Linked DNA regions of Homo sapiens: region 2 is linked to region 1. A link is an interaction called in ENCODE POLR2A ChIA-PET data of the cell type or tissue named here. Cell type or tissue: OCI-LY7. All regions are shown on one strand. Each heading gives the region's core, and the rest is flanking DNA. Links, peaks and the distances in the headings are about the cores only.

Region 1 (5,388 bases), core at 121-5,120:
TGTTTTAGCATTAAATGGAACACTGGATGATTCTGGAGTTTTCTGTCCTATTTATACTTTTCTTGTTTTTCTGTGATATTATAAAAATTCATTGTACAATTATAGTTCTTCAACATGACATTCTTCAGCAACTGGCTAGTCTATATCTAGTTACTAGGTAGAAAGATGTTTCACGTTCATTCATTCATTCATGTATGTGATGATTAAACACCTATGTGGGTGCTGGGGGTAGGATGATAAATAAGACAGAACTCCCTATCCATGTTGGCCTCATTGTTAACCTTCAGTCCACTGTCTACTCTGTACCTTTGGGTCACTAGAATGAAGAGGAGCTTCTCTATCAGGGGGACAGCAACCTGGCTTCCAGAATAGATCACTGGCTTCTGGACCTCAAATGGAGAAGATAACCACAAAACCTAGGATACATCTGGAGAGAACCATAGTTATTGTATTTTAGAAAAAGGAACCACACTTATGACACTAGCCTAGGACAAGACATGAAGTTCATGCTGAAAATACCTGGGTGGATGGAGGAAGTGATCTCAAATCGGAATTGCAGCTGTCCACTCACATGATCTGTTGGAAGCCTGCGGCCAAGTGTGTAGCTGACCACCCTATCCCTAGAAGGAAATAAGCACCATCACAGTTCTGGTCAATACCTCTCTTCCTAATGACCATGCAGTGTGCTTTCTATACCAGTGGGTGAGGCAGGCAAGCCCAGGGAAGTCCTGATGTGCTCAACAGCAATACAAAACTGTAAGGAAGTCCTTATCGAATACAGATGCCCCTTGAACTACCATGGATTATGACCCAATAAACTCATCAAAAGTTGAAAATACTGGCAATTCAAAAATGCATTTAATACATTTAGCCTGCCAAACATCATAGCTTAGCCTAGACTACCTTAAAAGTGCTTGGAACACTTACATTAGCCTACAAGTATGCAAAATCATGTAACACAAAAACAAAACTATTTTATAATAAAGTATTGGATATCTCATGTAATTTATTGAATACAGTCTACTGTAGAGTACAGTATCACTTGTTTACCCTGTGATCACATGGCTGACTGGGAGCTATGGCTTGCTGCTGCTGCCAGCTTCACGAAAGTATCGTGTTGTGTATCGCTAGCCAAGGAAAAGATCAAAATTCAAAATTCAAAATTCGATGTATGGTTTCTGCTGAATTCATTGTAAAGCAAAAAATGGTTAAGTTGAACGGACTGTCTGTATTCTAAAGCAGGGGTAGGGTAGGCAAATTACAGCCTGTGGGCTAAATGTGGCCCACCACCTGTTTTTGTGTGGTTGTGAGCTTTTTACATTTTAAATTGTTGGAAAAAGAAATAAAAGAAGAGTAACATTTTGTAGCATGTGAAAATTATATGAAATTCAAATTTCAGTGTCCATAAATAAAGTTTTATTGGAGCACGGCCATGCTTGTTAGCTTACGTATTATCTGTGGCAACTTTCATGCTATATTGGTAGAGTTGAGTAATTTAGACAGGGACTGTGGGCCTTGCAAAGCCTAAAATATTTACTACCTGGCCCTGTACAAAAAAGTTTGCCAACCTGTGTTCTAAAACAGAGAGAGAGAGAGAATAAAAAAAGACACGGATGTCCTTGGCCTGCTTTTCCTGTGCAGATTGCCATTTTCCAAATATGTCCTCAACGATGGACAGTGCCAGCAGATGCATATCTTGTGGTATATATGTAATGTCTAAGAAAGGATGCTGTCATGGTTACTGGAGAGTCTGTGGGCGCTACAGAATGGCACCTGCTCCAGGATGGAGCAGAGCAAGACTCGTGGGCTGAATTCTTTGGCTTGTGAGTTCCACTTAACACCAATTGCAGGGCTCCACATGTAGGGACCCCAAGTCTCCACCCTGGATTTTCATGCCATCCCCTCCACCCCCTCAAAGCAATTTCTTAATTATAAAAAGAAAACTTTCTAGAGGCAATCAACCTGAAACTTTGCTATTATATTTTCATTAACAATGCAGCTTCAGCAGAGTAAATTGCCCCTTACCTGGGCCTAAATAGGAAGAGTGACCACCTTTGGATATTCAGGAGTTAACAAACCCAGGGTACCCAGTAATAACAAACACATAGCCCCAAACCAGTTGTTACTCAGATGACTCTGTATTTATTCCATTTATTAGTTTGTGACATGAAAATAAAAAGATAAATCACTGGCTGATAGTGTTTTAATGTTTCTTTCTAGAAAACACTGGCATTATGAGACAACCTATATCCCAACAAGCCCCGACTTAAAAATTGTTCTTTGATAAGCCATGATTTAGTGTTTGGAGTTCCTCAGAAGTCCATTAAGTAAAGCATTATGTGCAGAAAAAAATAGGATGAGCTTCAGTATTTTGTCTGTTTAGAAAGAGCCTTTGGTCAATATTATGAAGTAGGTCTATTATGACCATAACAAAGACATCCCGAACCCAAAACTTAATTGAAATCAGGGGAGGCCTAAAGACAATCAGACAGTGGCACAAAAATTACATTTATTATGCTTTGCATTTACTTTCAGGGCTTTTCTTTTTTTTGCTTTTCACCCACTTAACAAATATTTTTTGAGCCCCTGCCATGTGAAAGGTGCTGCAGTTGATACAAAGCATGTCATACATCGCCCCTGCCTTTAAATAGCTTATGTCCAGCTGGGGGCATAAGGTAGGACCACTAAATAATGGTTCAAGACAGCCAGTGACACTTCAATGCGAAGGTGAGATGGTTAGAGTTACAGGCAGACAGCCAACAGAAGCCTGGGATTTTACAGGCCAAGGAATCGAAGGAGGATTGGAAATGAGAGTGCATGTGTGCCCAGGGGGGAAAGGTGCAAATATCTCAGGGCAGGGAGGCAGCCAGTACAGGTGGAGCCAAACGTTTCAGAAACCACGGATGCAGGGGGCTTTATGGGGAGAGCATGTGCTGAGGGCAGAGGGAAGCTGCGGTGCAAAGTGGATTCACTTTTGTTGTGGGTGCACTCTGGGGTTCTGCCATGGCTCAGGCTGCATGGCCACTGCTTCCATGGCCATCACCCCAACACTCTGCTCCTAACCACGGTGGGACACCTCCGGAGGAGGCAGCACTGCAGAAGTGGCCCCCAGGGGCTGTGGAAGCAGAAGGCTTTGGAGGAGGAGCTGCTCTGCGCCGCCACCAGGGGGCAGTCTATCATCCCATCAAAGAGGGTGGGAGGAAAAACGCCTCCATGGCTTGCTGTTGTTGCCTCTTGGAGAGGTGTAAGCTCAATCACACTCGATCTGTGCTCTCCATTTCCCTGGGTGGCAAGAACACTGGGAAAATCATAGCTAACCTTCTTTTGGTCGGGGACACCCTTTTCCACCTCAGGTACTTGCTTTCAGCTGGGGATGTGCCTTTCCACAGTGGGAGGCTTGGAGGGCGGGACAGTGCTAAGAAGATAGGAGCCGGCAGCTTGGACTTAGGAGAGAACTCAGCATGGGAGGGCAGAGGGGCTCTGCGGCTGCAGCGAGCTGGAGAGAGAAGTTCTGTTCCTTACGTACGAACTGGTATCTATCTAATGCATGCTGGGCGGCAGTGCACTGGGTGCTGGGGTAGAAAGAATCCCACACAGCCCCTGTTTTTGTTCTCCAGCCCACCCCCTGGCAGAGGTGCTAACAGCTGTGAGAGCAGCCAGTAGGGCAGAGAAGGAGAGAAATGAAAAGCATGGCCCACAATAAACTACAGAATCAGTCCTAGGAACCCTGAGAGAAGCCTGTTGTGTGGGGATGGCCCTCGGACTTTGGAGAGACACAGGTGTGAGTCTGAATTCCGGCCGGATCTCTGCCACCCACAAGCCTTGGGTTTACATAATTATTGATCCTTTTGAAGCCTTGTTTCCTCGTGCAGGAATGGTGATAATGCTGTCACAGAAGCATTATGAGGACTAAATGAAATAAAAAAGATCACAAGGAATACCATTTTCTTTTGTGTTCCTACTACGTGCCAGTGGCCGTGCTAGGTTCTTTATGTACACTTTTTGTCTGTTTAATCCTCACAACCATGAATGGCAAGTGCAAACACTGCATGTGACACGTGACTGCAGCTCCATAAACTCAGCTCCCTTTGGCTGGAGAGTTAGTGGCAGGTCTCTGTGCACCCTGCTGCCTACACACCATAAGGTTCCAATTAATAATAAATGTCTTTATGATAATTATCCGTGATTCCAAAGTCCTTCTGATAATCCAAAGAACTTTAAATTAAGACACTTGGAAATTCTGCATATTTTTTTCTCATTCTTTTGCTATCTTTGTAAGGGTTACATTGTATATAAGTATATGTTTATCAATAGAAAGCTTTATTTAGTGTTTTCAAATGTAGTCCCTGTTACCTAAAGAAATACATATTATACATAGGGCTGTTATCTGGTCATAGTCCACTTTAATGAGAACCATGAGTGGACATGAATGTAAAAGAGACAAAACAGAAACCCATTCTCATATACAATTGAATTCTGTGAGCATCTTAATTGCTGTCATTCCATGAGAATCATGCTTTCAAATTCTTATCCATGTTATCTAGCATCTGCAGATACTAGTGTCTTCTAAGTAAGAAACTCTACAGTAGTTACCCAGTATTCCATCTTGTTATGGAAATGTCACATATGATTAAATCTTACATACCAGACTGGCATATGAATGAAATAATATTCTTCATAGTAAAACAAACTTTAGTTTCTACCTGTACAGAAAAATGCCCCATTGAGGGCTTCTTTTAATACTGTTTAATATTTTTAATAGGATTTTTTACTCTCTTGGGTAAGTAACCAGTGTTACACATCAAGTGAAAAGGGATGGGTTTGTTTAATATAACAAACACTTATGTTGGCTCAGGCAACATAATTAGTAGGAAAAACAAAGGAAATATAATGATACCATTTTGACTCTCTGTGAGACTATACTATTGCAGCCTACAGGCCACCTTTGGGCACGACCTGTTGGTGGGAACCTAGTGATAGTAAGATCTCAGTCACAGGTTTACCCTATGGCGTGTCTCTCCAGGAGTCTTTGAACGGGCATCGACAGCTTTCCCAAGAAGCGCTTGATGATGGGGCGGCTCTTGGCAAACTTGTCCTTCACCTCAATTTCCAGCACGTCAGTGGGCAAGGACACAAAACTGAATTGCTGCAATGAAAGAATATGTCACATCAATTAACTGAGAGGTTGGAGGGCTGGTCAATTCCCAGTCCATCTGCCTTGATGCTGTCACTGTAAAACATCCTAGCTATAATATACCTATATATAAAGGGTCTCAGAAATGTTGTGAACCTGTTTATTCAGTAAATGAGGGGCAGCGACAAGATGCTTCTGCAGGGCTTAAAAATAGGCTTATTCTTTGAGATTCAAGCAGTAAAATCAGCATGCTT
Region 2 (5,388 bases), core at 161-5,160, 1.4 Mb after region 1:
AGTAAAGTAAAAACCAAAAGTGATAGGGAACCATTATCTTTTTTTAGTGGTATCTAACACAATTTTGCACCTTTAGATCAGTAACATCTTAGAGTTGAGGATATGTAGTATGTCATATGTATTTGTGTGTGTACGTATGTATTTGGTCAAAAAATTGATTCATTGTCAAGATTTTTTCCCCTGAGAGCCCAGCCACATTTTCCTAAATGTTACAATAATGGACCTAGTTGCAAGAATGTAAAGTTAAAAATGTAAAGAGAATGTTTTCAAAATGCTATAGCTGCCTAAACCTTGCAAAATGAAAAACGAGCACTTCTTCAGCTTGGAACAGTTTATAAAGGAGGCAAGCATGTGTTGTGTGATGGTTATGCTGGTGTATTTGTGCAGATGCATAGCACAGGCTCTGAGAGGGTAAGACTTCATGATTAATGGTGTTTATTCTTGACAGAAGCCTCCTTTATTTATCTGCAATACAGTTTAGCGATTTTATCAGGCACCTGAATGAAAAATATTCAGTCATACCAATATTGCAGTGTAAATTGAGGAGAGTCACTTTTTATTATATCTTTCTGCCTTATCATCTGCACAGTAATTTTCTAGCAGAGGTTTGATATGGAAAGGCTGGATTTAGCTGTACTTGACACAAAGCCTCTTCAATTTCTCCTAAAAGTTCAGGCTGCTCTTAGAAATGTGTGTGTGTGTGTGTGTGTGTCTGTGTGTGTGTATAATATATAAACCTTCTCTCTTATCCAAGCAATTTCAGGATTTGAAAGAATAAAGATAAAATGCACAAACCTGGATGGGAGAAATGTTGTTAATATAAAAATAGCTGTGAACTCACTGGTAAAAGCTCCTTTAGTGTTGAAGCTTGTGGCTCAGTACTGAACCTTTTGCAAGGCTACGTGGTCCCACTTTCTTCTAATCAATCACCATCCAAATCCAGTTAGCATAAAGCCAGACCCTATCGTTTCTCCTGGGAGTAGTATCAAAGTTGAAGACCACAGTGGCCCAGAGAGGACATAAGTTGCTGCAATGATTGTGATGCTATTCTCGAGAAAGGAAAAAGAAAAGAGTTCTCATTTGTAGGATACTCAAGTGATGGGTCACTAAATTTTAAACAAAAGTGTATTCAAGCAACAGACTTTATAACATGGTCAAAGCTAAGCAATGACAGACAGGGGAATATGGTTTGAATCATAGAAAGCACTGGATTTTAGGAACAAATGGGGCCTTAAACCTTGTGAGTAGAATGGAGATCATCTACTCCAAAGCTTCTCATTTGACAGATGAAACAGTGAGGCTCAAAAAGCTGTTTTTGATAAGACCATGGTCCTGTGCACAGGTTTTCCAAGGGTAATATGAACAAGTAATTCTTGCACATCATAGACATTTCCAATCAGATGAATCTCTCCTCCTTTATGGTACTGGAAGACTTGCTTTCTCTCTGAAGAAGGAACTGCAGAAGGAGACTTTGTAGCTCCTTGTTAAGTAGCCAGACTCATTTTCAGTCCTCCATGATGCTGTTCTCTACGTCTTGAGCAAAGTTCCCGAAGGCCATGATAACAAGACCCCTAAGAAAAGTATCCCCTTATGTAGAAGTTGATGCTGCTTTTCTGTTGAATAATATAGACAAATTGTTCCCCATCACTACATACACTCTACAGTACACTACATATACTCCTTTTCCATATGTAATTTAATTTTGAAAAGTTAACACCCTCCAAGGGGATAAAGTTCTGAAATATTGAGAAGTATGCTTAGGACATAAAGCCTTAGTCTCATATAGTAGTCCTACAAGCTCTACTTCCAGTTACATCTAAAGAGCCTGCCACTTCAAAAGGGCTCACTTTTTTCACCTTTATGGGACCAATGGCCCTAGCAAACCTTGAAGATTTTATTCTGGAGGAGAGTTATTGAATCACTAATGATAGTTCCTTGTTGGACATCTCTATATAACTTAAAATAAAGGTGATTAAAAGAATCAGGGGAAGTAGGAGTGAGATGTCAAGGTTCAAGGGATAACTCAAAAAACAGACTAGTTAGTAGTTAACAGTAATAATAATTATGATGAGGATGATGATGATACTAATATGGAAAAAGTCTTTATACTAGCTAGAAGATGAGACTACTGTTGATAAAAGATTCATTCTGATTCTTGAGGTAGCCTTACTGTCTTCTTGGCTCAGAATTCTAGGTGCTTCCTGTCTTTGTTATAAATATCCTCTATAACACCTGCCACCAGACCCAAGATTAAGCAAGGATTAAATAGTTGGAACCCAACTTCCTGTTTTCAATTAATTATATCCACCTAGTACCTGAAGTCCTCTGAGGGGAAAGTTCTTGCTTGAATAACAGATTCTGCCTTAGTGCTGCTGAGACTTTTAAAGTAGCTGTTTACCTTGAATTGTTGAGATTTCCATGTAAATGATACAAACATGAGCTGGTTTGTTTGTAAACAGATCTAACTGAGTCTCTTGTATGTATGTTAGAGTCATTTTCCCTTACACTTGATGTGTATTATGGCTCAGACTCAAAAGTTTCTGCTAAAGGAAATCATGATGGATAAGTTTCTGCATTGTTGGAAAATGTAACACCTATACAAACAAATGTCACTTATCCCAGGAGTTTTCTAGGCACAGTTAGTTCATCATAGAGGGACTTAGTTGTTTGAGGAGCCATTCTTTCTACACTATTGGGTGTCAATATTTTTCTATTTTGCCTTGTATTTTCTTTTGGAAAGGATATTATTTTGCCTATTTGAGTATTGTTTTTGAGATGGAATTGGTAATTCATCAAATTACAGAAAATAGGATTGGTAGAATTAATGGAAAATAGAGAGGAAAGTCACAGAAATCAAACTGATTAAAAAATTTTTGTTTTCTCTATCTCTAAAGACAAAAGTTTTTATTTTTTTTCTTCATGGCAATGAAGTTGCTGAACTAAAACTACAGAATTATTATGCTCTTGAATTTACTTTGAAGAAAAAAAATCCATCATCTTAACTAAGGTAAATCAAATCGCTTAATCTATCTGTTAGGAGAAAACATGAGATGGGTGCGCCTAAGTAATGCCGAAGTGACATCATAGCTGAACTCACCCGGCCACAAACAGCTCACTCCCTATCAGGTCCTTGAGGGAAATCAGTACTCAACAAGGCAACGGAAGCCAGGTGACTTTGGCCTTAACCAACCCAGAGCTCTAGGAATGGCAGCAGCAGCAGGAATGAAGGTGTTGGTTGTAGGGGCCAACATTTACTGAGAATTTACCATGTGACAGTCACCAGGCTACATGCTTTCTGTATACTTCCCTGTTAAAAAGGAAATGGTACAGTGCTGCCGCTTCTCTGTCTGGGCTTAAGTAGCTGGAGAGCAAAGCAGGCTTTTAAGGATCTAGTTCACCCAACAGGCAAACCTAAGCCCAAGACCTTGCAACTGGTGTATAGAACAGCTTACTGAATGCACACTTCCAGGTATAGGGAGCAGGAGAGTGAGACAGAAGGAAAGACTCCTTTGATCCTCTGGGCCTGGCTGGATTGGCCTCTGCCGTGGCCTGCTCCACTGGAGGAAAAGGGACTACCCAAGGGAAAAAGCTTGGCTGATCAAAGGTAACCACTTGTTATCTTAGGGGAAGAGGAGAGGAAAGGACAGCATCTGTGTGCTTTCTTAATGCAGATCAGTTAGGAAACTGTCTAGAAAACAGAGCCCCATCAGATGTCACAGAATCCAACCAATGAGAGCAGCTCTCCATCGCCCATTCAACATGGCACCTAGGTGGTAGGAAAAGAATTGCAACTGGACATATGAATGTCTCTTTTGACAGCGACAGCTGTTTCCTCATCAAGGTGGTACTTCTGTGGACATTGTAAAGATGGACATAGCATATTAGTTCTTCTAATAATGAATTATATTTATTTTTATTATATTAATTAATTTATAATTTGTAATTAAGAATTATAAATGAATATTATATTCATTTATACTTATTAATTCCACTTTATATTTATATAATACATACATTATATAATAAAACATTTTATATAATAGTTACTGGTTTTATCCTTCTTACCAACTCTAGTAATCAGGGGAAGAAGATAAGAAAATGTCTTTCATTTATTAGACATTGCAGAAACAAGGATACCTTTGCGTGAACTATTTGGACTCCATTTGGAGGACAAAAAAGTCTGCTAAAATAATAATTTAATATATAATGTGTATTCATGGAATTAAAATATTTAAAACATATGTTATTTAAAAACAAGTTGTCATCTGCCATTTGGTTCAGGTACGCTCTTTTCTCCACTTCTTTTTCTCTTCTGTTCTTAATTCTAAAATGTGAGAAACATACATTGAGCTCTCTTTAAACAAAAGTTAGTGGGATAGAACGCAGTCCCATGCTATGAGATGTGGTCATTTAGCTCTCAAGTACTTATTTGAACCAGCAGTATGTTCATTAAGATCTCTTTTTAATAACAGTGCATTGCATGTTACAGTGGCTGGAATGGACTTTCTTTTTAATTCTTTGACCTTGAAATTTTAATTTATTAATGAGTTATATTTACAGTACAGAGTAGAGACAAATTTGGCACATTGTTCTTTGCAGTCTTTCCTGGAAGGAATGAAATCAATTTTAGCTATAAACAATTGCACTGCTCTTGTACAGTGATACTTGTATAACATTGTTTCAGTTGTTGGAAGAACATGACTAACATGTATTTGTTTGGCTTCTCTCTTCACAAGAAGCTCCTTTGATTGGCTTAGCGGTAGCCCCTGCCCCCTCCAAAGTTAATACACAGATGTCCACCTTCCATAGCTTACCTTGAATTTAGACTAATGTGTCAGCTAGACTATTTTTGTTTTATAGCAGTAGATATGTTATTATTTATGTTACCTTTAAAGCATCAATATTTTGTAAGTTTTGAGAAATAAAAATGTGTATCAATTTGATTTTCTGAATTTAATTGAAATGGTTGAAACCACTGTGGGAAATCTCGATGTATTTGGCATGTATCCTTTTAAAAAATTATTGATGAATAATACAGAGAAAGTTGCACAAAATGTACACATGTAGCTCAGTAAATGATGATGAATGATCATGGAGTGAAAACTTCTAACTTAACAGTTCTAGAAATAGAACATCCCCACACCTCATAAGCCCTTCTTCCATACTCTCCACCCACCTGAAAGTCAACATTATCCTGACTATCCTAACACTGAAGTTGACTTTTGCCTGTTAAAGAACTTTATATAAATGGGATCATACATTATATTCTTTTGTGCCAGTTTTCTTCTTTTTTTAGTTAATTTTAATTTTTTTCTGATGAACTTCCCATTTTATTTATCACATATTTTTTATTTTTAAAGCTTTTTTATTACATATTTTTTATTTCAA

Evidence for each region. Peaks named below come from ENCODE experiments on the same cell type or tissue, not always from the same donor. Only the 100,000 strongest peaks of a DNase experiment are listed, where the experiment ranks them.
Region 2: POLR2A ChIA-PET joins it to region 1 with 9 read pairs; 1 of 35 experiments calls an interaction of 5 or more read pairs at or near these places.

The regions. Positions count from the first base shown.
Region 1 is chr7:43,437,761-43,443,148 of GRCh38, reverse strand. HECW1 (HECT, C2 and WW domain containing E3 ubiquitin protein ligase 1) reads right to left here. Exons shown (of 30, transcript NM_015052.5): 9 at 5,004-5,146; 10 at 520-620. Among named protein-coding and RNA genes, the nearest start is that of LUARIS, 82 kb to the left of the region's middle. In OCI-LY7, for the core only: CTCF peaks have their summits at 2,946 and 3,159 (motif pointing right); a DNase peak (open chromatin) is centred at 3,188.
Region 2 is chr7:42,058,037-42,063,424 of GRCh38, reverse strand. The region is part of intron 4 of GLI3 (GLI family zinc finger 3); the gene reads left to right. Among named protein-coding and RNA genes, the nearest start is that of GLI3, 180 kb to the left of the region's middle. In OCI-LY7, for the core only: no CTCF peak of the experiment used is centred there; a DNase peak (open chromatin) is centred at 2,264; H3K4me3 peaks cover 902 bases; H3K27ac peaks cover 1,257 bases.